Regions from separate parts of the Homo sapiens genome. Here region 2 is linked to region 1. Evidence: read pairs that join two places in POLR2A ChIA-PET (ENCODE). Cell type or tissue: B cell. All regions are shown on one strand. Links, peaks and the distances in the headings refer to the core of each region. The heading gives the core; the rest is flanking DNA.

What was found. Peaks named below come from ENCODE experiments on the same cell type or tissue, not always from the same donor. Only the 100,000 strongest peaks of a DNase experiment are listed, where the experiment ranks them.
Region 2: POLR2A ChIA-PET joins it to region 1 with 12 read pairs; 2 of 35 experiments call an interaction of 5 or more read pairs at or near these places.

The regions. Positions count from the first base shown.
Region 1 is chr6:148,693,979-148,709,308 of GRCh38, forward strand. No RefSeq gene overlaps it. Among named protein-coding and RNA genes, the nearest start is that of UST, 45 kb to the right of the region's middle. RefSeq lists an enhancer at 99-258. In B cell, for the core only: no CTCF peak of the experiment used is centred there; a DNase peak (open chromatin) is centred at 7,013; H3K4me3 peaks cover 1,106 bases; H3K27ac peaks cover 688 bases.
Region 2 is chr6:149,047,352-149,062,681 of GRCh38, forward strand. The region is part of intron 7 of UST (uronyl 2-sulfotransferase); the gene reads left to right. Among named protein-coding and RNA genes, the nearest start is that of UST-AS2, 22 kb to the left of the region's middle. RefSeq lists an enhancer at 7,064-7,183. In B cell, for the core only: no CTCF peak of the experiment used is centred there; DNase peaks (open chromatin) are centred at 7,635 and 8,410; H3K4me3 peaks cover 380 bases; H3K27ac peaks cover 844 bases.

The DNA of each region.
Region 1 (15,330 bases), core at 3,521-11,520:
TGCTCTTCTCCTGATAGCAATTGAATTCTCATGAGATCTGATGGTTTTAAAGTGTGGCACTTCCTCACTCTCACTCTCTCCAGCTGCCATACAAGACATGCCTTGCTTCATTTCCTGAGGCCTCGCCAGCCATGCAGAACTGTGAGTCAGTTAAAGCTGCTTTCTTTATAAATTACCTACTCTCAGGTAGTATCTTTACAGCAGTGTGAAAACAGACTAATACAGGCATGTACACCAAATGTCCTTCAAAATCACCAAGTGCAGATTCTTGGATCCTATTTGAGACTACTGCTCTGTGTCGTATTGATGACTTTGCACTGTTATAGGAGTCTACACACTCAGGCCCAACACATGACCTAATCAGAGCCAAGTATTCTTTCAGTCATTGTCCAGTTAAAAATGTCCATCTCACCTAGGCGTAAGGCAGCACTTGGTACCCTGTGCTCTCACTGGCCCTGCCAGTGGCCCAGCCTCTTAGGCCTTAATCCCTAACCCTGATCCCTTTCCCCAGGATTTCTATGTAGCTTGGTGTTTGAAAAACCAGGCTCTTGTAAACAATTCTCACCCTATGCTTTCTGTGAAAGGGTTGGCAGCAGGGACTGGCAGTGTTGGGGGGTGGGGGACACAGGTTCCTGCCCCCCCTTTGCTGGGCAGATGGTTTTCTGGTAACATCAGGCTGGAGTTGATGGGACTTGTTTGGAAGTTGAGCTGTTGGGGCAACTGTTTCTGTCCTCATCCATGTGACCAGGCAAAGCCAGCTCAGCAAACAGCCTGGTGCATAAGCTCACTGCTGTGGCCAAAGATCTGGGCATGGAGGCAGCAGACCCCTTCCCTGTCCAGTTATAAACACATTTATCCAACTTATCTCCGAGGTGGGGGCCCCTGGGGGTCTAATTCCTACAAGTCAAGTGTCTGGCTAGAAAACTTCCGTTGTTGGGACAGAGGAGGGGAAGAGAAGTTCTGAAAATGAATATCAAAGAGTCTCTGGGTGTGTCAGGGATGAGGGTTGCAGCCTCATGTTCCATAAGAACAATAGGGCCTAGGACACTGGCACTCGATGGCAGGGCCCTAGTGTGCTGGGCATACTGTGCTGTGTCTGGTGAAATCCAACTTCCCCAGGTCTCCTCACCCCTGCGGAACAGCCTTCCAGGCTGGGCACCTGCTCTGTCTCCTCATCCTTCTACTTTTTTCAAAAAAACAAATTCCATCTCAGGACTTCCATCCCCTTCTCAGCCTCTGTCATGTCCCCCTCTTTCTGGCTCGCCTCATTCAAGGGCCCCTGGCAGAGGCCGTGAGGACAGGTGAGTGTGTTGCTTACCTGGCTGGCCCCTGTCTGGCTCCAGGTTGTCTTTCAATGGCTCTGGTTATTGCCGCAAGCATCACTTTGTCACGGTCATCCCTGGAGAAAATCATACCATCCTGAAAAAATCCAGACAAATTATCCATAGAATGCTTTTCTTTAAATATTTAGTCCAGTCTGTCTAATTCACCTTGGGCTGCATGCTAGGTGAAGCTCTTCTCCAGGTCCTCCAGGAGAGCTGACAGCTTTGTTTTCAATATTGCTCTTGGTTCTGAGAACTCACCTCTGCTCTGCACCCCATTCGAGGCACAGCTCCATTTTGTCATTTAGAATTGTTGTTATTCCGTGGTATAAACCTGCGTTAACAACCCTCAGCAATCCTAGACAAAGCATTAGAAATTGAGCAGGTCATGACTAGGGAAACCTTAAAATCATCTCAATCAAAACCTGCTGAGAGTGAAAGGGGAGCCACTGATCTCCCTGGGACAAGCGCCTAGCAGGACCATCCTGGGCAAACTGAAACGATCACCACTTTAGTCGGAACTGACGCTCTGAGAAGTGCTACCCTGGCCAGTTTCTCTTTATTTTTTAACGACTGATCTTGACTTTCTGTTAAACCTCCATTTCTACTGATAGTTGAAAAAACTTAATTTTGCCATTTAAGACTAGCTTGATTCAGATTTAAAACATAACCCAGTCTCTCTATGAATCCACGCTCGGACTCTCGGTGCCCATCTCTCCTCCTTCCCTTTTCCTGGTAACATTTAGGTGCTGGTGGACGTTTCCTGAAGATTGTCCATTTCGATGAGGATCCTTTGGTCTGAGGGCTATTAGGCAGTCACTGCTGTGCCTGTTGACTTTTGGCTTATGGGCAGCCCAGCCCTCTAAGTCATTGGGCACGGGGTCCTGCCCTCAATGTGTCTGCTGCCCAAATGGCTCCACTGGAGTACCTTCCATTTTGTTTTCAGCATGATCGAAGCCCAGGGTCACCTGCCCTGCTACTTAGGCTTCACACTGTGTCCGGAATTGGTGGGTTCTTGGTCTCACTGACTTTAAGAATGAAGCCGTGGACCCTGGTGGTGAGTGTTACAGTTTTTAAAGGAGTCGTGTCCAGAGTTTGTTCCTTCTGATGTTCGAATGTGCTTGGAGTTTCTTTCTTCTGGTGGGTTCATGGTCTTGCTGGCTCAGGAGTGTAGCTGCGGACCTTCGCGGTGAGTGTTACAGCTCTTAAGGCGCCGCGTCTGGAGTTGTTCGTTCCTCCCGGTGGGTTCGTGGTCTCACTGGCTTCAGGAGTGAAGCTGCAGAACTTCGTGGTGAGTGTTACAGCTCATAAAGGCAGTGTGGACCCAAAGAGTGAGCAGCAGCAAGATTTATTGCAAACAGCAAAAAAACACAGCTTCCACAGTGTTGAAGGGGACCAGAGCGGGTTGCCACTGCTGGCTCGGACAGCCTGCTTTTATTCTCTTATCTGGTCCCACCCACATCCTGCTGATTGGTCCATTTTACAGAGCCGATTGGTCCATTTTGACAGGGAGCTGATTGGTCCCTTTTTACAGGGTGCTGATTGGTGCATTTACAATCCCTGGGCTAGACACAAAAGTTCTCCATGTCCCCACTAGATTAGCTAGGTACAGAGTATGGACGCAAAGGTTCTCCCAGTCCCCACCAGAGTAGCTAGATACAGAGTGTCGATTGGTGCATTCACAAACCCTGAGCTAGACACAGTGCTGATTGGTGTGTTTACAAACCTTGAGCTAGATACAGAGTGCTGATTGGTGTATTTACAATCCCTTAGCTAGACATAAAGGTTCTCCAAGTCCCCACCAGACTCAGAAGCCCAGCTGGCTTCACCCAGTAGATCCCCCACCGGGGCCACAGGTGGAGCTGCCTGCCAGTCCTGCTGTGTCCGGAATTGGTGGGTTCTTGGTCTCACTGACTTCAGGAATGAAGCCATGGACCCTCATGGTGAGTGTTACAGTTCTTAAAGGTGGCGTGTCCAGAGTTTCTTCCTTCTGATGTTCCGATGTGTTCAGAGTTTCTTCCTTCTGGTGGAGTTCATGGTCTCGCTGGCTCAGGAGTGAAGCTGCGGACCTTCACAGTGAGTGTTACAGCTCTTAAGGCGGCGCGTCTGGAGTTGTTCTTCCTCCTGGTAGGTTCGTGGTCTCGCTGGCTTTAGGAGTGAAGCTGCAGACCTTTCCGGTGAGTGTTACAGCTCATAAAGGCAGTGTGGACCCAAAGAGTGAGCAGCAGCAAGATTTATTGCAAAGAGCGAAACAATAAAGCTTCCGCAGTGTGGAAGGGGATCCCATTGGGTTGCCACTGCTGGCTGGGGCAGCCTGCTTTTATTCTCTTATCTGGCCCCACCCACATCCTGCTGATCGGTAGAGCCGAGTGGTCTGTTTTGACAGGGCACTGATTGGTGCGTTTACAATCCCTGAGCTAGACACAAAGCTTCGCACATCCCCACCAGATTAGCTAGATACAGAGTGTCCACACAAAGGTTCTCCAAGCCCCCACCGGAGTAGCTAGGAACAGAGTGTCGATTGGTGCATTCAAAAATCCTGAGCTAGACACAGGGTGCTGATTGGTGTGTTTACAAACCTCGAGCTGGATACAGAGTGCTGATTCGTGTATTTACAATCCCTTAGCTAGACATAAAGGTTCTCCACATCCCCACCAGACTCAGGAGCCCAGCTGGCTTCACCCAGTAGCTCTTGCACGGGGGCTACAGGTGGAGCTGCCTGCCAGTCCTGCGTGGTGTGCCCGTGCTTCTCAGCCCTTGGGTGGTCGATGGGACCGGACGCCCTGGAGCAGGGGGCGGGGCTGGTCAGGGAGGCTCCGGCTGCACAGGAGCCGACAGAGTCGGGGGAGGCTCAGGCATGGCGGGCTGCAGGTCCCGAGCCCTGCCCCTTGGGAGGCAGCTAAGGCCCAGTGAGAAATCGAGCACAGTGCCAGTGGGCCGGCACTGCTGGGGGACCCAGTACACCCCCTGCAGATGCTGGCCTGGGTGCTAAGCCCCTCATTGCTGGGGGCCGGCAGAGCCCACCGGCTGCTCCAAGTGCGGGGCCTACAAAGCCCACGCCCACCCGGAACTCCAGCTGGCCCGCAAGCGTCGTGCGCAGCCCCGGTTCCTGCTGGCGCCTCTCCCTCCACACCTCCCTGCAAGCTGAGGGAGCCAGCTCCAGCCTTGGCCAGCCCAGAAAGGGGCTCCCACAGTGCAGCAGTGGCTTGAAGGGCTCTTCAAGTGCCACCAAAGTGGGAGCCCAGGCAGAGGAGGTGCCGAGAGCGAGCGAGGGCTGTGAGGACTGCCAGCACGCTGTCACCTCTCACCGCCATGCGCCCGCACTCCTCAGCCCTTGGGTGGTCGATGGGACTGGGCGCCGTGGAGCAGAGGGCGGCGATCATCAGGGAGGATCCGGCCGCACAGGAGCCCACAGAGTGGGCGGGAGGCTCAGGCATGGTGGGCTGCAGGTCCGGAGCCCTGCCCCTGGGGGAGGCAGCTAAGGCCGGGTGAGAAATTGAGCACAGCAGCTGCTGGCCCAGGTGGTAAGCCCCTCACTGCCCGGGACTGGCGGGGCCGGCAGGCCACTCCGAGTGGGGGGCCCTCCGAGCCCACGCCCACCCGGAACTGGCGCTGGCCCCGCAAGCACAGCATGCAGCCCCGGTTGCCACCCGCGCCTCTCCCTCCACACCTCACGGCAAGCTGAGGGAACTGGCTCTGGCCTTGGCCAGCCCAGAAAGGGGCTCCCACAGCGCAGCGGCAGGCTGAAGGGCTCCTCAAGTGCAGCCAGAGCGGGCGCCAAGGCCGAGGAGGCACCGAGAGCAAGCGAGGGCTATGAGGGCTGCCAGCATGCTGTCACCTCTCAACACTGCTGCAGTTTCCTCCCAGGCCCACCTCTATTTAGGGTCAGGCTGGCTGGAGAGGATTCACCTCTCAGCCTTGCTTCAGAGCCTCCTTGGCTTCCTCTGGAGCACTTCCTGGAAGATCTACTGCAGACCCTGCTAGGGCATGGGAGAATATCTGGACTTCTTGGGCACCACGCATGGGCTCAGGGTGAAAGGGGTGGGTTGGAGAGGTATTTCTTAAGCAGTTAAATCCATGATCTACTGCTCTTCTTTTTTTGACCCTTCAGTTACTTTGTTCACTTCTCTAAAGGATTTACATATTTTGAGTTGTTTTTTTTTTTTTCAAAGACAGGGTCTTGCTCTTTTTTTTCAAAGGCAAGGCCTATCTCCAGGCTAGAGTGCGGGTGGTGCGATCATAGCTCACTGCAGCCTCGAACTCCTGGGCTCATGGGCTCAAGTGATCCTCCTGCTTCAGCCTCCTGAGCAGCTGGGATTATAGGCATGTGCCATTGCATCTGGCTAATTTTTTTTAAAGTTTTTTGTAGAAATGAGGGGTCTCACTTTGTTGTCTAGACTGGTCTCAAACTTCTGGCTTCCAAGGATCCTCCCCTGGCTTCCAAGGATCCTCCCCTATGTTAACTCTCTTCATCTTCACAGCAACCTTATAGAGTACATGCTATTAACACCCTGAGGTTATGGATGAAGAAACAGGTGCAGCGAATGGGTGATTTGCCTAAGGTTGGGCAACAAATCAGAAACAGGTAGGATTTGAGCCCAGGAATCCTGGTATCAGAGTCTGTACTCAGAAATGCTAGGCAGAGAGAAAATTCTTGAACTTTGAGAGTAGGCTGTTAAAATGTGATTATTCAACAAGAAATTTCTCTTCTAAATAAATTATTTAGATGTTAAAAATTCTTCTGACATGAGCAAATACTCTTGACAATAGTTCAGAGAATCTAGGTCAGACCTTTTACTCTGCTAACCTAGTTCTTCACTAAAAAGCAACATCTACTACCGTTATTACCAATAATTAAAATAATAATGGCAATGACTTCATGGACCTGCTGCTTATAAACTTCACTGATATGATAGTATAGTAAATATAATTTGTTCAGAATTAGGAGGCTGACCTCTAGTGTCATGATTTTAATTAGCTGGATGTTAATAAATATTGGGATAGTTTTTAGTGCTGTAAGTTTTTTTTTTTTAATAAAAAGTCTTCTCCTTGAATACTTGTGATTTTTTTCATTCTTTTTTCTTTTCTTCCCTTAAGAAAGCAAATATTTATTTCACATACAGAGAAATTAGTCACTCTGTTTTCATTGTTCCTTTATTTTTACATCTCTAATTTAATCTTGTATTAATTCCCAAAAGCAATTGTGCAATTTTGGGTTTTTCTGAAATACGTCTCATTCATTCCCTAAAGCTTTGGAAATGCTCCATGGTGCTCCTTTCCCCAAGCCTTTTTGCATTTTAAAAAATTCCCTTTCTGTTTTAGAGCCAAACTTTGCCCTTGTCCCAAACTTCTATATTTTAAAAATACTCTTGTCTTATTTTCTAATGATTGGGTGAATTTCATTTCTACCACTTTTCTATTTTTTTTTCCCTGGATTGTTTTGGTGATTCAATTTCTGGGCTCCAAATATATAGTTGCCAGATTTTTACTGCTATTGGCCATAAAATCCTGCCCAGTCACTGGGCTGTAAAAAAGCAGATGCAAAATTGCTCCTACTGTCGGCTGCCAGCTGTGTAGTCCCGCAGCCAGAGGCAGAGAGGCCGTATTCCCCCCACTTTCCTTAGATTCAGGAGCCTGTTCAATACGCATTGCCTATGTCACGACCTGCATAGCTGCCTGTCAGTAACCGCCTAGGGCTCTTATTTGTGTAAATAAGTTAGTTTCATTTTCATTTTGTTTGAACTTCCACATTGCCACTACATAGAGAATGTTTTCTTTATCTTTTCCTACTGAGTTGTAAATAATTGTTACCCTAATCTTGCAGATACAATGATGCTGCCTTGATTCTGGTGTGTTAGGTTCAGTTCACAGGAGCTACTCTCCTTTTCAAAGCAAGCAGCATCAGCACACTGATTCTTGGCTGGAATTCGGAGACCCGGAGACCTGGGCAGGAGACAGAAGCAGCATTGTATGAAAGGATGAAAGAGAGACAAGAGGCAGCATCCTGGGTGTGAAACGAAAATAATATCATCTGTCTTGTCCAAATGAACTGGCAATGCAAGGGGGCCAACCATAGAAAGAATCTATGTGGTAAGCAATGGAGTAGAAACCAGATCAGATGAACGGCCAAAATGCATGTTTATTTTCTCATTGGATTCTCATGGTCTCACCTCCATGGAGAGACAGAACTAGAATTTGACCCATGCAGTGTGACCAGAGGGCCTGGACGCCAAGTCTCTGCTTGACTGCCCTGGTTTACGGTCTTTGAGAGGTTATTTTCTGCCCAAGAGCATCCATTAGTACATGGGAATCCAGACTTGGAACATGCTCTGTCTGGCTCCAGAGTCCTCTAGGTTTTCAAATATTCTACTGAGATTGAGGCAAAGGCTCAGGAAGCATCCCCTGAGCTGGAAAGGGCTGCTGTAATTGGTTTTCATAGGACACCTGTATAGTGGGCTGTTGACCCAGCTTGTACACAGTCTCAGTGAGGGTGATTTTTTTAAGGCTTATTTGTGTTTTTGCTTATATCATGGCCCTTTAGAATACTCATTTGATTGCCTTGTAGTGGTTGTTATTTTTCATTTATTTTGAGTGGGTATGTTATTTTCCTTTCTGGCTGCTTCTTTTCCTGCCATTTTGGGGTTTGACCCAATCTACTACAAAATATAGATGTTCCTAGTATTTTTTTTCATGTATTTAAGCCTCTTCTAGTGTGTTCATGTGTTTAATGTCAAAGCTTCTGTCTTACCCCAAAGTTTATATGGTTATATGATTATATCTCTCCCTTTACCCTTTCTTTGGAATCGATTTTTAAAAAATTAATAGACTTCATTTCTTTTAGCAATTTTAGGCTTACAGAAAAACTGGGCAGAAAATACAGAGCTCCTATATTCACCTTCCCCACTCCCACACACCGTTTGTGGAAAAGACTATCTTTTTTCCACTAAATTGACTTTTCTCATTCATCAAATATCAGTTGACCTTATTTGTTTGGATCTATTTCTAGGCTCTGTACTCTGCTCCACTTATCTGTCTATTCTTTCACCAATACCATGCTGTCTTGATTATTGTAGCTTTATAGTACTTCCTGGAGTTGGATAGTGTAAGGCCTCTGATTGTATTCTTTTCTTTCTTACTTAATGAAACCCAATACTGGGTTGGCTATTCTGGGTCTTTTGCCTTTCCATACAAACTTTAGAACTAGTTTGTCAAAATTAAAAAAAATTTTTAAACCTTTACTGGTATTTGGATTGTAATTTCATTTAATCTATAGATCCAGTTGGGAAGAAGGGATATTTGACAATATTAAATCTTATCCATGTCCATGGTGTATCTCTCCATTTATTCATATATTCTTTGGTTTCTTTCATCAGAGGTTTATAGCTTTTATCATATAAATCTTATACATATTTTGTTAGATTTATACCCATTTTTTGGTGTGAATGTAAATGGCATTATTTCTTAATTTCAAATTCCAGTTGTTCATTGTTGATATGTAAGAAAGCAATTAACTTTTAAATATTAATCTTGTATCTGCCAACGTTTACATAATAGCTTACTAATTCCAGAAGGGGATTTTTGTTGTTGCTGATTCTTTCGGATTTTCTACACAGACAATCATACCATCTATATACGAAGACAGCTTTATTTCTTTCTTCCCAATCTGTATGCTTTTAATTTCTTTTTCTTGTCTTATTGCACTAGTTAGGACTTCCAGCATGATCTAAAATAAGACTGGTGAGAGCAGATATCCTTGCCTTCCTAAATTAAAAGGAAAGCATCTAGTTTCTCTTCATTAAGTATGAAGTTAGCTGTAGATTTTTTGTACATGTCCTTTATCAGTTTGAGAAAGTTTCCCTCTATTCCTAGTTTGCTTGGAGTTTTTACCGTAAGTGGATGGTGGATTTTGTTAAATTCTTTTTCTGCATCTATTGATATGATCATATAATTTTTCTTCTTTAGCCTGTTGTTGTGATTGAATACATTATGATTTTCAAACATTGAACTAGTCCTGCATATCTGGAGTAAATCCCATTTGGTCATGGTGTATTGTTTGTTTTATACATTGTTGGATTCAATTTACTAATATTTTGTTGACGATTTTTGCATCCATTTTCCTGAGAGATACTAGTCTATTGTTTTCCTTTCCTGTAATGCCTTCATCTGGTTTTGGCATTAAGGTTAGGCTGGTTTCATCGAATGAATTAAAACATATTTTCCTCTGTTTCTCTTTTCTCCTTGTTTGTTTTTACTTCTAGCTTTTTTTTTCCCATGCATCCAAAAATGGTCAATAATTCTAAACTCATGTCTATTAAACATGGCTTGCCTTACCCTGTATGTTGCATCGTATTTTATGCAAGGAAACAGGGACAACTGTTAGCTTTTAATCATTTTGTGTCCTGATGCTTTAACACCGTGGCTTCTTTTTCTAAAACTCCCATCTAAGCCAGAAATGTCTTATTATCAGCAATAGCATAAAGAAAAATTTTCTGAAAGTCATCTTTGTCTTGGATATCATCTCAAAATCAATTGTCAATAATTCTATCTTTTTGGCATCATTGTAAATCAAGCAAAGTAGCTTTCAGAAAATTTCCCTTATAGGAATAATGCTTAACTGAAGAGATGTATACTCAGAGAAGAAGCAGCCTTTTGTAAGGAAAATTTCTCTGAATAAAACTGTCTTTAAAAGACTTTGCAACAACAAAAAAAGAGCTAGCTTCTGCAGGAGGAAGAAAAAAACAACTCCGACTCTAAATCCAAGGCCAGTGACACCACACTGCATATAATACAGTTTCTTTTTTGCAACAGTAAGAACATGAGCACAAAGGGAACATTTATGAGAGCCAACATGATCAATTTGAGGAAAACAGCAGTTAGAAACTGCAATCCAATTTTTTTTCCTGTCTAGAAAATCAATGAACCACAAACATCTAATAAATCGGTCAATTATACACAGATGCCAGGCTGTACAAAAGATGTATATTAGTTTTAGCAAATCATGACTGTCTCATAGAGATTTTATGACAGAAAGTTCCACTGATTAAAATGTCAGTATAAAACATTGCCTTTCATTCAAATAGCTAGTCCAGACTCAGCCTCTGTAATGATGGAATGTAATAATTAGATAGTGGGCAAAGCCCACATGTTAGCAAACAACAACAAAAATAATCAGACTGCTCAAAGAAAAGGAAAGAGCTGGTGAAGCACAACTGAGGTGGTCTCGGGCTTAGCTCCCCAGTGAAAGCATCCAGAGTAACACCCAGGTACTCAGATGGCAGGCACTGCACGTGTTTCCATGACAACTCCAAGGACCTGGCTGGGGACTTATCACTGGGGTTGCAGAGTTGGGATTTCTCTGAAAGAAGAAGTAAGAATTGTGTTTTAATTAAAGAAATATTTTTTAAAGTATGACTCTTAATTTTAATTAATTAATAAATATTTTAATAGTATTAATTTTTTATGTTAATACCATTAATTGTTTTAAAATTGATATTCCTGCTTGAGCCCAGGAGTTCAAGGCTGCAGTGAGCTATGATTGTGCCAATGCACTGCAGCTGGGGCAACAGAGCAAGACCCTGTTTCTAAAATAAATAAATAAAATTTAAAAATTAAAAAAAAGATATTTTTATCCCTAATTTTAAAAGTTAGGGATCATTTAAAAAGCCTTTTAGTTTTTCCTTGGCCTCACTGCCTGGGGTACCACAGTACAGCATGGCAAGTTCCCCTTTATATTCTGTAGTAAGATGTTCTAGCATAGATGTGGGCAGAGGCTTCCTGACTTCCCAGCAGGGCCTGCTTTGTTTGTACTCCCAGCCACACGGCCCCAAGAGTAACTCTGGGCCTGAGTGAAAAAACCCTTTGTAGAGGGGTAATGGACCAGATGAAAGTCTTCACGTAGAATTTTCCCCACTCGCCCTTTTTGGATCTCGCACCTTTATTCGTATCATCTTCCCCCATTGTCCTCAGTCCTGACTATTCAGGCACCAAAAAGGATATCTCTCTTTGGCTTCTTTCCTCATTATGTGGGAAAACTCAGCTGAAAATCCACAGGCATCCTAATATTCAATAATGAGAGATGCTGTGCTCAGCACTTGTCTCCAGATCTTGAGTGACACTCTATCCCAGAATGCTGAGTGACACTCTATCCCAGGATGCTGTGGTCAGTCGCTGTTAGGAACTAAATGTCTGTGTTCCCCCCAAAATTCATGTTTTGAAGTCCTAACCTCCAGTGTTGCCGTATTTGGAAAGGGGCCTTGAAGAATTCATTAAGATACAGTAAGGTCATAAGAGTTGACCCCGATCTGATAGGATTAGTGTCCCTAGGAGAAGAGACACCCAGAGCTCTCTCCCCATTCCCCCACCATGAGCGTGCACTGAGGAAAGGCCATGTGGGGACACAGTGAGAAGGTGACCAGGTGACCGTCTGCAAGCCAGAGATTCCTCACCAGAAACCAAGTCACCAGAACCTTGATCTTGGATTTCCAGCCTCCAGAACATCGAGAAAATATGTTTTTGTGGTTTAAGGCCCCCAGTCTATGTTATTTTGTTAAGGCAGCCCAAGATGGCGAATATAATGGCATCAGAGAGGGAGACAGCCATCACATAAGACTCCCTCCATCAGACACGAATGGTATCAGCCAGGCAGTCCCAGAAGCCTGCAATAGAAAAGCACCATTCACTGACCCTCATGTTTGGAGTGATGGTGTGTTCTCCCATACATACAAATGTGTCTAGAAATCCCAAGGTAAGACAGCATGTCTAGTGAGTTCTGGAGAATGACTGCCCTGTGTCCACTTGGCTTATGTGATGGAGGCTACTGGAGCCTCAGGACACAATTGTTGGACACATTGAACATTGCCATAACATCTGACAGACGGAGCACAGATGTGCAGCGACTTCCACCAAGGCCAGGCAACCTGTGGATAATCCGAAAAGAAACCATAAGGGATGTAAAATCGAACTCTGCTTTTCTTCTTGATCACTGGGTACCACTTTGGGCTACAAAGTAGAGAATTTATTTTGACTTCTTTAGCCCCATCAAGGCTCGTGGTTCTCCCTGACACCCCTCACCACCTCATGTCTTCATCTGCAGACTGTGCTGGGATGCTAGGCTGTTCCTCCCGTTAGGAGCAGCTCAGTGGGAGCAGATTCAAGTAGAAGGAGAGAGGAATCTGCATGCATTGGGCTGACGGTGATTTGTTCATTTCTTAGAGTAATCAGTAACATCTTGATTGATGCATTCTTAGTTTAGTGCTCTGGTTGTTACTGCTTACTGAGAATATTATTTTCTTCCATTTTTGTCTCTTTCTTGTTTTCCATCCTCCAAGTCAAAATTCTTAGAGTTCTTTGACTCTGAATATATTTTCAGCTTATGAACTATAATACATTGAAATCTAAACTCCATGTGTTGTTAAAGTATATCACTGGTGACACTATTGTAGCTATTCATTTTAAAATAAATGTCTCTAGGGAGCTTAAGGTTCATCCTTGTATTAGTCAGGGTTCTCTAGAGTGACAGAACTAATAGGATAAATGTATATATGAAAGGGTGTTTATTAAGGGGATTTGACTCACACAGTCACAAGGTAAAGTCCTATGATAAGCCATCTGCAAGCTGAGGAGCAAGAAAGCCAGTGGTGGATTAGTCTGAGTCCCAAAACCTCAAAAGTAGGGAAGCTCACAGTGCAGGCTTCAGTCTGTGGCCAAAGGCCAGAGAACCCCTGGCAAACCACTGGTGTAAGTCCAGGAGTCCAAAAGCTGAAGAACTTGGAGTCTGATGATGTTCGAGGGCAGGAAGCATCCAGTACGGGAGAAAGATGGAGGCTGGAAGACTCAGCAAGTCAAGACCTTCCACATTCTTCTACCTGCTTTATTCTAGCCATGCTGGCAGCTGATTAGAAGGTGCCCATCCAGACTGAGGGTGGGTCTGCCTCTCCCAGTCCATTGACTCAAATGTTAATCTCCTTTGGCAACACCATCACAGACACACCCAGGAACAATACTTTGCATCCTTCCATCCAGTCAAGTTGACACTCAATAGTAACCATCACAATCCTCCTCCATGACTCTTCAGATGCTGTTTTCTTTGAAGGAAACACTGTGTATGGACCTCGTTGATTTTTCACTCTAGCAGTTCTCTTGCTGGTAAATGTTTAATAATTGGTGCTCTCGGGGTGTTTGCCAAATTCCATGGTCTATGATCAATATCCCCACTATTTATTAACCTATTTTGAGCCACCAATATGGTGTCACTGAATGTGAAATTGGGGAAGAGATTCATACAATTGGCTCTCCAGCCCCTGCATGCTGTGGATAGGGGGTGTAATTAACTCTGCACCTGACCTTTCATAAAAGCCCTGCTCCTAGGGGTTTCTTGTCTCTTAAAATCAACCTTTGTCAGGAGGGTCGCTTAAGCCCAGGAGTTCCAGGCTGCAGCGAGCTATGATTGTGCCACTGCACTCCAGCCTGAGCAATACAGTGAGACCCCTTTACTAAAAAACAAACAAACAAACAAAAAGAATAGCCTTTGTTACCTGACCTCACATACGAGTGGCTCCCCAAACATGATGGAGAAAATATAACAAGGATTTTAAAACACAGGAAAATCGGAGTGTTTTCCCACATCGTTCTTCCCCTAGGCCGCATCCTGACCTCTTTAGCTCAGAAACAATATTTCACCATACAGAACCATTTCCACCATGCCTATATGATCCAGTTCATTCATTAAACACTGATAAATACAATTTTCTGCTTCAGTGGAAAGTGGAATGACATTGGTGAAATAGTGATACATATTCAATTTGATTATAAAAATAAAAAAGAGTAAAAGACTTTCTGTTGCATGTTCATGTCAAAAGCAAGGAAATGGTTGATTGTATCTGGTGTATCAAACATCTAGTGGTCAGTGCTTGGGGCCACCACAGTGGTTTTCTCACCAGAGCTGCTCTGCGCTGGGGTTTCTGGGATTGTTCCTGGCTGTCCAGTCCAGTGCCTAGCTCTCCAGCATTCCCAAAATTCTGTGGGCTGCCCACTATTCTTTGAACAGCTCTCTTTTCTGCTAACTTGAACCAAGTTGGCTTTTATTGCAACTCAGAACTCAGGCTCTAGGGCAAGACAGCTTTAGTTCAAATTCCAGATGCCTCAGCTACTAGCTTGTGTCCTTAGCCAAATTTCTCTCCACAAATTCATCATCTGTAAAAGGGGGATAATACTTCCCATTAAGTTATTATGATGCTTAAATGAACTAATACGTGCACATGTTATAGAACAATACGGGGCACATAGTAAGCGCTCAATAACTGTTAGCTATTATCATCATGTTGGGTACATTACAGCAAAAATTGGTTGACATCAACCAATTCCAAATACAAAGGGAAAATGAACAGCCGTGAAGCCACTGCTTTTGTGTCACATATTTTACGTGTTCTCAAACATAAGAAGCCTCTTCATAGTATAATAGCTTCAAACTTGGTACAGAACAGAGAATATGTATTTACTTTTTCCATGGTAATCAGCAGTTTAGAAGTTGATCACTCTTTAAATCCAGCATCTGTTAATGTTTAAAGCAATTCATAGTTTTCCTCAGAGCACATGATTTTGGACAAAGACAACAACAAATAAAAGTGCCAAAATGGGCTCACTAGCCTGTGTGCATAAAATGAAGTAATTTCAACAAATTCTCTGTATGTACTATGTATGTACTTATTCTATTCCATGTTAACAAAAGCTTTTATTGTCCTCCTCAAAAATTCCTCTGATATTTGCCTTTCAAATTCTAGAATGGCAATGCTAATTTTAATGTCACATTCTTGTTTCCTTCTTGGCAAAATGTATTGTTTTGCTTTAGTGTTCTGAATATTTTTAAAATGTTTCCAACATTTCTAACACATGGGCAATTTGAAAAACTCTAGCCTTTTACTTCTTTTTTTTTTCCTCTTTCTTTTGATTTAATAAAATTAGGACGGAAACCCTTGCATTTTCTTTCTTTTCTTTCTTTCTTTTTGAGACA
Region 2 (15,330 bases), core at 3,949-11,948, 350 kb after region 1:
CTGCAATTATAGTCTTTATGTCTTTAATGAAATAGATTTAGGATTTCATTAGAAATCCAATAGAAGTAGGATTTTCCACACTAAGGCTCATTAGTCAGAGTCAAGGAAACACATTTTCATAATCATTTATGGAGCATTTCAAAATTTAAAAGTCCTTTTGGCTCTCTGAAATCTAATCTTATGTGTTCTCCCACCCCTTGGCCATTTTGGGATACTTAAATGAGGTCAGAGTTTTTCATTAACAGTTCAAGCCCTTGTGAGAAATTCTAGCCCAGAATTTCTACTTGAAATGTGAGCACCAAACTTTACTTTGGGAACAACAACAACCAAAGAAATGCAAACCAAGAGGACAGACCATGTTCATGCATGAAAATATGGAATATCACAAAAATGCCATTTTCCTCACATGAGCATATAATTTAAAGTATTTTTTTTTAGCTTAAAGTGATTCTCAAGCTCATCTGGAAAAAATAAACAAGTGACATGGCCAGTGATCTTTTTTTAAAGTAATGAGAGGAGATTTGCCCAACAAGATTCAAAAATACTAGAAAGCTCTTGGGTTTAAAATAATGGTGTAAAAGCACAAGCTCAGATAGACAAGTCAGTGAAACAGTAACAGAAACAGTTGCTAATGCAAAAGGTAATGTGCTCTCTGGTAAAGATCATTAAAAAGAAAGAATAAATAAAGGTGTAAATTAGTTAGCTAAATGTTTAGGGAAAAAATAGTCTCCTTATATCATGGGCCTTAATAAATTCCAGATGGTCTAAAGAGTTCATTTTTTTTTTAATGAAAATATGAAAGGAATAGAGGAAAATATAGTTGACTGTTTTTTGGGGGGATGGGGTTTTGCTAAGGATTTACTAAGCATAAAAGCAGTAAAACACATATTTATACAAGGAGAAAGTAAAGGGCTGGCATGGTGGCTCATGCATGTAATCCTAGCACTTTAGGAGGCCGAGGCAAGTGGATCACTTGAGGTCAGGAGTTCGAGACCAGCCTGACCAAAACCCCATCTATACTAAAAAATACAAAAATCAGCTGGGTGTGGTGGCGGATGCCTGTAATCCCAGCTACTCAGGACGCTGAGGCAGGAGAATCGCTTGAACCTGGGGGGCAGAGGTTGTAGTGAGCCGAGATGGGGCCACTGCATTCCAGCCTGGGCAATAGAGTGAGACTGTCTCCAAAAAAAAAAAAAAGAGAGAGAGAGACACAGTAAAGAATAAATATGTTTAATTGAAACTTTAAGCATGTTTAAAACATACTTAAGTTGGCAAAATATTTGCAACAATGATATCATATGATTATATTTTACCAAAACATGAAGCATTTTTTACAAATCCATAAGAAAATCACTAACAGAAAACAATGGAGAAAGAGAAATACAAGTTACCAACAAATACACTAAGAAATAAGCCCAACCACATTCATAATCTAAGAAGTGCATATTAAAATGAGACCATATTTTCTATGAAATTATTATTGTCTGTTATGTGAACAAACACTGAGCAGTCGTGGAGTCCCCGATGATGAGGATGAAGAGAAATGGCGCCTCAGGAGACTCCTAGAGGGAGAGCACATTGTTAACCCCTGGGGTAAAGAGCAAGTTAGTGATACATCTTAAAAGCCTTCAAAATGCCCATAGCTGCAGAACTGATAGAAAAATCCTGTACCTTGATTGTGGTAGTAGGGGCATAGGTATATATAGCTGTCAAAACTCATCAAATTGTATATTAAAATTGATGTGTTAATTAAATGTAAGTGATTCTTTGATTTCTTGGTGAGGAAATAATGTTTACAATCTTTGACCCATTTCAATGCTAGAAAAAAAAATCATACAGGTACATAAAAACTATTATAAGGATGTTCCTCACAGGATAGTTTACCATTGCACAATAAAAAGACAACTGTAAAAATAGAAGAATAGCTAAATACATTTTGATATACCAAAAACAGTTAAATGACATAGCTGATTGCTTGAAATATGATGTGACATGAAGTAAAGGAGAAAAGAATAGTAAATCGTATTTACAATATGATACCAGTTTTACTAGAAAAACTACGTGAGCACAGGAAATGATTAAATTGAAATGCTCAGAATGTTGATGTTGTTAGTCATATCTTTGGGTGGTGGGATTATTAGTAATTTATTTTCTTCATTTCCCAACTGTTAGATAGTAAGCATGTAGCATTTTAAATTATGGGAAAAGCATGAATTTTAGGAAAATAATTGAATGTTCAGATAAAAATTATATGGAAGCAGAAGGAGAGCCCACTGGCTTACTGTGGAATTGCTGGGAGCACACAGAATTTTTATCCCTCTCTCTTCCGTGTTCTTTTCCTGCACCCGCAGCAACACTGATGAAAATGGGGCAAGTAAAGAACATCATTCTCGAGGGGGCAGCACAGTTGTGTGCACACAAAATCCTGGGTTCCACTTTTTGTCCCTTTACCAGCCCCTCTCTCTAAGATATCTAACCTCTTTTTGGCAACTGTCCTTTGGATTTCATCAGTTCACCTGGCAAATTCTAGCCAGTAGTTTTTTAAAAACTCACCTTGTCTCTCTCTCTCTCTCTCTCTCTCACACACACACACACACACACACACACACACACACGTGGCCCTTTCTTGTATACAGAAGCTATAAAATGTGTGTAGATTTCTAGCCCTGAAATACTAAAGTTCTATAATTCTGTACTTAACTCTTTAATAATCTTGACATTTTATCTACCATATGAACTACGGTACAAACACCATTAAGGGCAGGACTTGGCTTTCCAGGCCTGAATGCAGGTATTTAAAATAATTGAATTACAAGAAGGTAGCTCATAGATCTTTTCCATTGCAGCATAACTGTCTTGAATCTGAAAACACATTGTCTGTCTTAACTCTGCAGTAGCTGACACACCCTCCTCCTCACAAGTCACTGTAGTAGTAAGATTAAATATTATAATGATGGTTTAGCAAATCGGATGGGGACTCATCAGCTATTTTCATATCAAGAACTGAGGTTGAAATATGCATCCTTTATTTGTTTTTCATTGAGTGATTACAGATGGCACCTAATAAAGTCTTCATGCTGTGATATCTTGAAGCCATTGATTTATGTTTGGTAAGTGTGGACACACCAACTCTAGTCAACCTCCCTCCCATTACATACCACAAGGAATGTTAAAATGACATTTGCCTATTTGCTTTTTCTAGTGACTGATGAGGATCCTTTCTGAGAGGTAAACACCAGCATTATTGAGGAGTGAAGTTTAGGCTTGATATTTTTCAATAAAGTATATTCCTCATTATACTTTATCCTCCAAAATAAAATGACAAAAATAAAACTTTGGACTTTTCTTTGGATACATATTAGCCAAAACCATCATGCCCCTGGTAAATATAAATTGATTCTGAGTTTTTAGAAAATAAATCACGAATTGTACAAAAACATTGAGAGTCAGAAGATGTTAGAATACTGGATGTGGAGGTGAATTGGTGTGCCTTTTCTTCCATTTGATTTGGACTATGGTGTGACTGACTATTTTAGCATCTCTTCCTAATTCTTTCCTTTGTTGAAAGTGTTGTAAAGGCCCACATGCCAAGGCTAATTGTGGGGCCAGAGCCAGGGAGACTGCTGGGCAGGTGGTTATCTAGGCAGGGATGGCAGTTGGGCAGAAGGCACAAGCAATACAAGCTCTGGGAACATCAGGTGGCTTCAGTCTAGAGACACAGATCAGGTAACCCAGGGAAAGATGGTGGAGTTGAGGAATAATGCTAAGAGTGAGGGCCACAGACCAGCATCGACCAGAAGCCTCCACGGTGAAATATGGATTCCATGAGCTTGGACTCAGCAGCCAAGAAAAGTCTCATTTAATAGTCATTGCGATCTCAATTTCACAGCCATATCGATGGAGAAACATCTGTGCTCAAGAGGAGAGAATTCCACAACAGCTTACAGCCACACACTGGTCATCCCTGTGAAAGATGCAGCTGACCAGACATGATGTAGAAAGTCAGGCAGGCCCTCTGAACCCCATGGGCGCCTCTGCCAAGTGGTGGCGAGCATTCTGGAAAAAGTGGAAAGGCCAATACAGAGAAGTGACGGGCCTGCAAATGGTCCTGATTTTTCTAACACCAATTCAGGGGCATCATTGGGTCTTTTGACCCAAGATCTTAAGTGGATCCTCTGTGCATTTCATTACTTAGTTAAATAGCATGTCATTCCGTAAGAAAGCAAACCTGAATTGGTTTTGCCTAAACTACATAGCCCAGGAAATTGAGCAGAGGATTGAATGGCACAGTTCCTGATCTCAGCAGGCTATGGTTTCCCCTTTGTATCTCCACTTTGTATCTGACTGCATTTTCTCTTTGCCCTAAACCATCCAGCTATTGCAGTGGCGATGGGGGGGTGTCTGACAAAACTTTACTTTTCTTCCTTTTTTATTAAAGTGTTTCAGATGCTGCAGTCATGAATGATTTTTGAATGTTTATTATTTACCTAATACAGGCAAGAAGATATAGTAGAAGATAAAAAATGAATAGAAAAGAGATAGTACTACCCAAATGGAACTCTATTAGGGAGGGGAAAATATGTGAAACATCCAAAATATATTTTTGACATTTTTACAGAATTAAATAATTATAGATTATACGGTATTCATGATCAAGAAGTGCTTTGGAATTTTATGCACCTAATGAATGTATAGGTGGGGAAAGTTGATCTATAAATGCACATGTATACTGTAAGGGATATGAATCTTTACTTTCACTGAACCACCAGACCTTAAAATTTTATAGGAGCAGAGCATCTCAAAGTCTTGATGTCTGTAATTTCATAAAGTATCATTAACACATTAAGTTTCAACTAAATTGAAATTAATTGTTTCATTTGGGGAGATTAGCATTTTTCTATTTCAGTGGCAGAATACTGATGTTTCAAGGGAATATATTTTGAGGATAACAGTCATAATATTAATAGTTGTTGTTATTATATTTAACACTCATTGGGAGCTTCTTGTGTCTCAGGAATCTTGTTAAGTCCTTTAGATGTACTATTTCATTTAATCCTAAGAACAACCCTGTGAGGAAGATACTATTATTATGTCCATTGTACAGATAAGGAAACCACCAACTTAGAGATGATTCATAACGCTTCTATGTTACTGAGCTGGTCGCTAGCAGCACTCAAGTGATTGAACATTCAACCCAGGCCCAGGTGACTTGCAACCCCGTGCTCGTAAGCTCTTAACTGGTCTCTCTCTCTCTCTCTCTCTCTGAAAAGGGCAAAATCTAAAACATGATTATCTGAGGGAGATGGGGTAGCTAGAAAAGTAGGATTCTATGAAATGTTATTCTGCTGAATTCTCAAGAACACAGTGTTTCTGGAAAGCTTAGTGGTTCTGTTGAGGTGATGTTCATTGATATTCTAAATGTGTTACTTTGTTTTATTTTTTTGTTGGTGGGGGAAGACTTTACTAGTTGGAATTACTAAAATCGCTTTAATAAAGTGCTTGCAAAGACTCAATCTGGTTAACAGTAAAGCCATTTGTTTCAGTCATGTCAGCAACTTTGGTTTTCATAAGGGTTTTAATGAATCGGAGAGTGGAATTTAAGAAAGCAAACAATCCAAGGAATACTCCTTATTTTTCTAAAATAGCAAAGCAAAAATGGGAACCCTTTCCAGTTTAGTTACAGCAAGTATCTATTGGAGTTTTAGAAATTCTTAGAGTACATCATTTATCATATAGAACAAAACTTGATTAATGAACACTTTTTAAAAGTCTTTTTAGGGTCCTATTATTATTTTAGTTGTTTAGATATAAAAATATTTTATGACATATTCACTGTTAAATTTATAGTGAATTGACATTCAGTGACATTTGTTTTTAAAGTTGTTTATTGAAATATGTAGTCTACCAGAAATAAGTACGGTTACCAACTACTGAAATCAATTTAATAGTAATTTGGTCTTGTTAGTCTGTTAAAAAGAATTATTGGCCTTCAGATATTTCCACAAAGCCCTTTGTTACTCATGAATCCCATCAAGATGCTATGAATAAAGACTGTGAATATCAATAAGTTTGAAAACATTCCATGCTCATGTTCAGGGTCATATTTTTCCCTGTCTTCTATGTTCCTCTTTGTGGCTATAAACCCAAACTTATGTGTTGTGTGTTTTTTCTATGACAATTATGGATATGACTTATTTACTATATGCTCTATGAGGTATAACCTAATGTCAACTGACTTCAACTATGTTTGCCATACTTCCAAAAAAATAGCCACTCATGTATCTGTCTGATCAGGAGGTGAACCGATGGTGCTGTATGAAATTGAGAACTAATTATCTCATAAACATTCTAAGTGGATATAAGGAATTATGTGCTCAGTTGCAACCACTAATTTATCGAAGCACCGGGTCTAAATACCTCAGGGAATGCACAGAAGCCTGATGGTTGAAAAGCCTTCAAAGCATTCTCTCAGCTAAAAAGTACAAGAATTGGGGCTCATATCTAGTGCCTTTTTGGACAGTTGGTCACAGAAGCTTAGAAACATTGGCACAAGTATTGTCAGGTGGAGCCTGGCCGTGACCTCTGTGAAATGGCTGTCATGAGCTTGGCAGGGTGGGAATAATGGCTCTCCTGCCACCATCTGTCACCCCTGTCCAAGACACCAGCACAATTTGAGAGCAGCTGTGGTTCCCTACCCTATTCTCACCCCATCCCCCCATGCCCAGCAGCTCCCTCCCTGGGACTTTGGACCTCGTGGGAAAAAAATGGAGAAGGAGGGAAAGAAAAGTACTTGAGGGTTTTGTAAATGTTCAGAAAGGGAGGGGGGTGCGGTAGAATTAAATCTACCCAAAGAAGAGCCAAAGAGCTTTCACTTGCTTTCCCTTCTAGCCAACCAGTAACCAGTAGGCCTTCATTTTATTGTCACATGTAAAACTCAAGAAGTGATGAGTAAGTAGCATTCAATTAGAATTTAATCTTTTTTGGTAGAAATGGTGTAAAAGTTTTCAATGAGGATATGCTGATTCCTGGTTGCATGTTCCACAGCCTTTGATGTTCAACCACATCATCTTGCACTTATAGCTAAAAGGTGTCAGACACCTAACATTGTCTTAGCAATCTTCTGTGGTTCCAGATACTGTGTGCATCTTACAGGCTGGAGTTGGGGGACACCGATGCTTAATGGGAAAACTAATGACTTTATACAGATCTTATAAAACTCTGCTATTGTCGGGGGGCAGGCATTTAGTAGATTAAGTTTGTAATCTAAGAGAGGAAACTGGGCAGGAAAGACAAGAGTGAGGTGAAGCACCACCGTGGACCAGAAAAAGGCTTGAAATTAGAAGCCTTTGGCAAAAGTGTGAAACTTTGCCACTTTACATTGTTCAGTGGGTCAGAAATTGTCAAAGATTTTCTTTTTTCTCCAAAGAGAAATGACGAGGAAGGAGAGACATTTTTTATTTGTTCTGGGTGTTTGTTTATTGTTTGTTTTGGACAAGGTCTCACTCTGTTGCCCAGACTGGAGTACAGTGGTGCAGTCACAGCTCACTGCAGCCTAGACCTCCCCGGCTCAAGCAATCTGAAAGAGAGACATTTCAAAATTGAACCTAAGACTCATGGTTTATCGCATGAGAACCCACAGCTCTCACAGAAACTCAAGAAATGTCTTAGTGAGGGGACTCAATCCTTTACACTTCGAGCTGAAAGGACGGCAGTCAGCCCAGCCAGGAGGTTACCTCAGCATAGACCAAGTAAATAAATCATTTGGTAGAAGCCATTTGAGAGTAAAGGTTACTAGAAAGTCATAAATCAACCAGCAAGTCGATGTATGGTTTTGCTAGAATGTAGGAGCAATTAGAAATTTTTAGAAATATTTCTTTAACTGTGCGTGACTTGAGGAAGAGGACTATGACCTAACTAACCAGTTACTATTATTATATCAAAATGAGATTTTAAAAAATACAGTATGGATTTAATGCCGGTTCACTTATTCAGTTTTATGCAGTTAAGTTGTTGTTTTTAGAACATTATGAAATTTCATTTCATGCCCCAATAAAACTAAACTAAAATGGAATGGGTTACAGCTTTTCCATTTGTTGACTTTTCTCTTTCAAACATCTTTGATTTTCCATTCATTGAACACACTTTTTAAGAATGCTTTGAATGTCATTCAAGTTACCCGTTTCTCCTGTCCCCTCCCCCACCTGTCTCTAATGCAGTTTCCAAAGTGAACCAATCCTAACGGAACCTAATGATACCTTTGAGCACGTTTCTTAGTAACACTAGCACCTCTTTCTTACCTGCTTCTAATTCACATAATGGCCTTTCTAGCATTGGCTGATTGTTTCTTTTTCATTTCCCCTTTATCACTCCCACCCATGTCTTATCAAAGGGGAAGGCTGGTGGTTAATGGTCAGTGCATTGCACCACAATTTCATGCTTGTGCTGCATCAAAAGTCTAACCTGACAATCAGTCCCTTCTCTTCCATCTGACATCAGAAGCTTCTGCAGTTTCTCACAGCCATTGGCCATGAAAGTTCAGCTCAAGAAGTCATCGCAACTACCTTCATTTATAGCCTGTTGTTGACCTAAAACCTAATGCATGTCAGTGCTCTTCTCTGTTTCTTCTCTCATGTCAGAAAAATTAAAATGTTTTAATTTTTTTCCCAGGCTGCATTTGCAAGTTTTAATATGTCTATAACATTTTTATAGTATATCAGTATCCATATCAAACATTTAACTCTGTTACTCTGCTTTTCTTTTCTTTTCTTTTTTTTTTTTTTTTTTTTTTTTTTGAAATGGGGTCTCGCTATGTCGCTGCAGTGCGGTGGCGTTAGCTCACTGCAACCTCTGCCTCCCGGGTTCAAGCGACTCTCAGCCTCCTGAGTGGCTGGGATTACAGGCATGCACCACCATGCCCAGCTAATTTTTGCATTTTTAGTGGACACGAGGTTTTGCCATGTTGGCCAAGCTGGTCTCAAATTCCTGACCTCAAGTGATCCACCACCTTGGCCTCTCAAAGTGCTGGGATTACAGGCCTAAGCCACCGCACCCGGCCTACCCCTGCTTTTCAAAGTCATAGCCATGATACCCAGGGATTTTTCCCTCACATGGTCCTGGTGTCTACTGACATTAGCTTATCAATTTCAAACTTTCCTTAAGCAAAACAAATGGGCCTCCTATACAAATGGGAAGGTTGCAGTTTCATCTCATTTTTTCTTAGAGTTTTGCCTGGTTAAAGCAATTTGGATGTTTTTAGATATTCACACTGTCTTATTTAGTGTGCAGTTGCAAATCTGATTTTTAACAGGGAGAGAAGGAAGAGGTAGGGCTGTTAATTTGCATTCCCCTAAGACTGAGTACTACCAGTGGGCTACAGGTTGCCCAGATAAAGTACATTTAATTTTAAAGTAACATTGCAAACTCTCCCAGTAGAATTGACAGCATCCTTGGAACTTCATTTCACACTTTCCTGACTTGGGAATGGTTATTTTGAGTAGCACCTCCTATTAACCTAACTTCTTAATGCCTGGACAGAAGGTTAAATATCTCACTTATCTACATGTTCGGCCTCCATGAACAGCTGCTTCATTCACAGCCCTTCAAGGGTTTATCAAAATTTCCCCATGTTTAACATTCCAGAGAGAACATCCAGGTTGTTGGCTCTTGAGACTCACCATTGGTTCACTCACTGAGGCTGATGATTGTGACTAATATAATCTTAAAACAAAAAATGCAATAGGATACATTCTGTTAAAGAAAATGCATTTTGAATTAACTATAAAAATACAAAGTTCTGTGATAGCCCTATCTGAGTACCCAGTTCATAGAATCCAAAAATGAGAAAAGATTTCGTCTCCGTGATTGTAGTCATCATGTGGTGTAATTTGCTAAGAATTTCAAGTGCACTAAATGTTTTACGAGCAACCATACTCCCATATTAAGGGCACTGCTGTACTCCTTTACATTCTCAGAGTCAGGAGATGCAGGATTTTCAAAAGGCCCTGTGCATTTTGAAACTTTAGCAAGGTAGGTGATAGATTGATTTCATGTAACAATAAAATAAATGTCTTAAAGTTTCAGGATCTCTGACAATAGAAGATAAGTGGTATCTTAGAGTTGGCAGAATTGAAGACCTTATCAGCTATAAGAAGAAAAGTTACTGCTCAATATCTGAAGCTGCCATTGACCTTAGGGAAACAAGCAAAAAGGCACATGATCGCTTATGAACAAGGATGTGCATCTGATATTATTGAGTCATAGAAACAGAAAACCCAATCATCTAACAGTAGCAGATGGTTATATGACCTTTAAGGCATCTATAAAATGGAGCATATAAAAACACATTGCAAAATGTAATTGGTAATAATTAAAGATATAGGAGAAATGGTCATGGTTAGTTAAATTTTAAAGATGATAAAACTAAATAAACAATATAGCACAGATGTGTTTTACAATGAATAGGCATAAATAAGAAAAAGACTAGAAGGAAATGTACTACTACAGTAATAACTGTGGCTTGATTAAAAGTTATTTTATATTCTTGTTTTCCTAAGTTTCCTAAAAACTTTACTATGTATTTGCATATGTGTATATGTACATATAGGTAAGTATATACATATATCTGCACATCATGTATACATGTACATAGTATGTTTATATGGGTACATCACAATCAGAAAAATAAATGTTTATGTTTTAAATTATTTTTCTCCAAGAAATAAGGTTTAAAGCTCAAAGCTTATAAACTTCCCAAGGGCTTTCTGATGATCCTGTGTGGATCTAGATAGTAGCTTGATCTGTACGAAACCCCAGAGAAGAAAAAGTAATAGACCAACATGAAAAAATGAGACAAAGAACTGTCCTGTGGTCATATCACCATCTGTGGAGTGCCCAGAGTGACGGTGTCAGCAACTGGCTTTAACATCATCAGGGCTAGATGTAGGTAATGAAGTGTGATTTCAGGAGAGGGCCTCCTCCCTGCCAAAGGAGGAGCATGTGTGTGTGTGTGTGTGTGTGTGTGTGTGTGTGTGTGTGTGTATGTGCGCGCGCGTGTGTCTGTGTGTAAGAGAGGGAGAGAGAGAAGTACCCTAGGCCTGCAAATGCCACACAGACTATGAGGAGTAGAGAAAAAGAATCCTGTCCATAAAGCAAAAGCAGAGCTTATGAAATTGTCAGATACCAAAAGAATTTAGAACTGCTGCAATAGTATTTCTCTTGATCTTCTTTATCCAGATGAAAAACCAGTTTGATCAGGATATCCTTATCAGTCACTGGGTCTGGCCTTCATAATACGATTTCAAATAAAGTAACAAACGTAATAAAAACACATTTCTCAATACTTATATCAAATTAAAAGTATATTTTAAGAAAGAGATACATTTTGTTGATAAAGACATAGTAATTCTCCCAATAAGTTTTTTTTAGAAGTAGATATTTTTAAACAGAAATATCTGCTTCAATTGTTGTTGTGAAAATAAATCCTTCTTTTATTGCCATCCTCATATATAAGCCGGTATTTTAGTGGTAAAAACTGTGCTGAGGAAAACACACACGTAGCACATACTTTCAAACAAATTTTACCGTAGCACATACTTTCAAACAAATATGTATTTACCGTAGCACATACTTTCAAACAAATATGTCAGCTTTTTAATGGTCTGGGCCATGATGCCGAACTTGGGGAGAAAAGAAACATAGCAACTTGCCCTTCATTCGGTAAATACAGGCAGCAGGGAAAGCCAGGAAGCCAGAGCTGCTGACTTAGGGGGGTGGTTGTGGAGGGAACTGAAGCCACCCCAGGACTCATTACCCTCAGCGTGTGTGTCTGGGCCAGGAGGAGTTGAGCTTGGCCATCTCCTCCAGCCCTGTCATGTTCAAGTCTAGGCATTAGGATCTGAGGGTGAGGTTGGGAGGCTCCCACATCAACAGAAGCTGGGATGCTGATCAGCAACTCATGAACCGAAACCTCTACAAGTGTCGGGCCCTTCCGGTGATTTGTTGCACATTAAGTTTGTCCGGCAGGGTGTTCACCTGGCTCTGCAGAAGGACACGAAAGGTGGACATCTGCGGCCATCAATGCCACCTCCTTGTGATCCCCCTTTCTCTCCCTCCTGTGGTGCCCCACTGTGAGGAGCATCCTTCCCATCCGCAGTGAAACAGAGATCTCCAGATTGCCCAGGAAGTTGTTGGAAGGATTGCACATTTGCTTCTCCCTTTATTGTGTACTCCTTCTAGAAGAAAGAGCCTGTGTTTTTAGCTTTTATTTTATTTTATTTCTCTTATTTCCTGGAATCAAGCATTGAGCTTAGTCGGTGCTCAGTACAGCATTGATGACTAAGCAAAAAGAATCCAGGCAAGAAAATAACTAACTACCACCACCGCCCACCCCCGCTAGCAATTTCAGCAGATTCTGAGCATAAGTAGTGTGGAGTTGAATCCCCCAGGCAATAACCTAGAAGCCCCAGGCAATAACCTAGAAGCCCGTCCAACAGCTGCCCTCATCTCCAATTCCATGGGGTTAGGACCCGCCTCCGTGATGTTTCTGAAAATGCATTCCTCCTCCGGGCTGATTTCCATTCCACAGGGGCCCAGTGCCCTGGTCTTGGTGGGCCCTCAGCGACCTACCCCACACAGACCAATACTTTCTCTTCCTGGTTCCTTTTACTGTGTTCCCTGCTTCCAAAAATCCAAGCAAAGTGTGTGCATTAGAAACCCTTCATTCTCTTTCATCAAAGGAACCTAGCGGTTTCTGCATTTTTAAACAACAAGAAAGTAAATCATGAACTTTTACTTGGCTACATAGATCAAAGATTCTCTTGAAGGTCCAAGTGATCTCAAATTATTTTTAATTATTTATATTTCCAGATCTGAATAAAAGACTGCAAAACACACCCCAAAAGTTTTCTGTTTACTTTATCAACCCTCAGCACCAAGGCAGCCATGAAGTGCTTTTTGTTCTTTTCTCCCTTCATGGCCATACCACCAGGAAGGTGGTCTTAACATGCCATCGATCATATCTGAGTGGCAAATGTAGCGCTGGCCCGGCCAGCCCAGCACATATCGCTGTGAGCCGCAGTGACACACATTCATTTCCGCTGGAGGCAGCCCTAGGGAGTCCGGCGGCCCTGCAGCTGTATTTCATCTCTTTGAACTGTATGGCCTCCCCTATAATTCAGGAAATGAGTTTACTCTATCTGTGACAAGCATCATGTTCACACAGTTTTGGGAGCGGCCAGCGTGGTGCAGGGCTGTATGGGAATGGAGGTGGCAGGCGTTTGCCAACCCTGGGGAGTACACCGACGGTACTTCCTCTCCCACTGCCGAGTGCTCCACTTGACCGTGACTTTCGGCACACCTGTTGCCTGAGAAAGTGTGCTTTATCCCCGTGTGCTGGGAATCTCTGGCTGTAATCTAACCTGAGATGAGTAAGTCAGTTTCTTAGACAGGGCGCTTCTTAAAACAGCAAGGCCTCTCAGTTGATCACCACTCAGCTCCCCTGAAGCTGTAGAACTGGTGCCTGTCTTTTGTCCATGCTTATTTTTTTTCGCTGGTAAACTTTGGCCCCTCTTTTGGTTGTTATTAAACTAGTATTTGTTTGGTGCACATAATCTCTGCTGGACCAGGTTAAAACAAGTGCAGATTGTTAAGGGAAGAGGGCTCTGGTCAGCGCGGAGTGTGCATACACTCGGATCAAGGAAAGGAATGCCAGAGCCAGCCCAGCATCAAAATACACTGCAAGTTGGTGGTGAGCTTTTGTTATTTTGCGTATGGTTAACCATCTCGGAGGTCATAAAGCGAGGCCTCTGTCCTCCGGTGCAGCAGCTGGGTTTATACAGTATTTCCAGATTGTTTATTCTGGCCCAGAGCCAGGGCTACATCGTTTTTCCATTATGCATGTTTGACAGATGAAGAGAGGTGGGAAGTGGGACTCCCAGGAACAGGTCTGTGATTTCCTTTCTATTTACATTAAAGGGACTTTTAGGAGTACTGAAGATTATGAACCAGTTCAAACATATGTCAATGCAGCAGAGGTAGAGAAGCTGCTATGTTTGCAAAAAATGTTCAGATCTTGGGCAGTAAAACAAAATCAAAGCAAAATCTTGGGCAGTGAGCACATCGTGCTTGTCACTGCCCAGTCTTGCATGCAGACAGGTTACTGGCGAGTGATATTTATCATTCACATCCAGAAGTTAAGCTAGTGTTTGTTTGGCAGGGCATTGGGAGGAGCCCCTGAGTTGGCAAACCAGAATCTGTGTGCAATCCACTGACATATGCATTTCATGCAGATGGGTGTGCCTGGTGCCGGGCAGAGATGTGTTTCCAAGGTCCCAGTAGAACTTTTTCCCTGCAGCCTTTTCCCTGAGCCACCAGCTTTCTGTGGATACTCCCAAAAGCCCGGGCTAAGTTCTTCCACCAGGAAGTGTTCAAGACTGACCAAAGAGCCACAGTTCACATTGTATCCACAGCAAAGTCCTTGGCACATAGGTCAAATGGATGTGATTGAATGACTGTTTTCCTTCTAAATAAAACACTTTCATTTTGCTAATGGAGAAACATCACTAAAAAGTACCAAAAGTGATGGCAAATTAAGTAACTGACCAGCATTCATACAGCAAAGTCAGGTCACACAAATAAATGTCTTTTTACCCAACAGTGTTTGAATCTTCAGTTAATGGCTGGGGTAAATATCACACCCAGCACAAATTCATTAGCTGCAAGACGGTGGCTTCTACATAGCTATTTGTGTTTGTGGTGAACCTTCCTTATCATGGCATGTCTTAAGCTTGGCTAAGTATTTGCAAGCGTTCTGTCACCATAACATAATGTTCTTCAACAGAGTGGCTAAGAAAAGCAAATACCACTACCTCTCCAGAACAACCTGTGATCCAAACCTTCTCTGTCAGCCTACTATCCAGAAATTCAATTTCCAGAAATGGAAAGTTTGCTCAGGAAGGACCCTCAACTAAGGAAGGAATTTAGCTAAAAAGTGAAGTATGCATAGTCAACACTGAAAGTTGCCCTTTGGGTTAATCCAGTCTTGCAGATGGATTTAAAATACAGGTTTCAAATCAACAAACATTTATGGAGGGTGGTTAGGTGCCAGGCATGGAGCTGGACACTGGGGAACTAAAAATGAAAAAGACACAGTCCCTTTCAGTGTGAAAACATTTTTGCTGGCTTGCAAGTTTTTCACCAGATCCTCCCAGACTTACCAAAGCATTCCCCTCATCTTAGAACACTCAAGCCCTTCTTTTCAATGGATTCCCTGAATGCCAGAATACACACAGGGCAAGGAGAAGTGGGTGGTTATAGATTTCCACTCAATTTGGA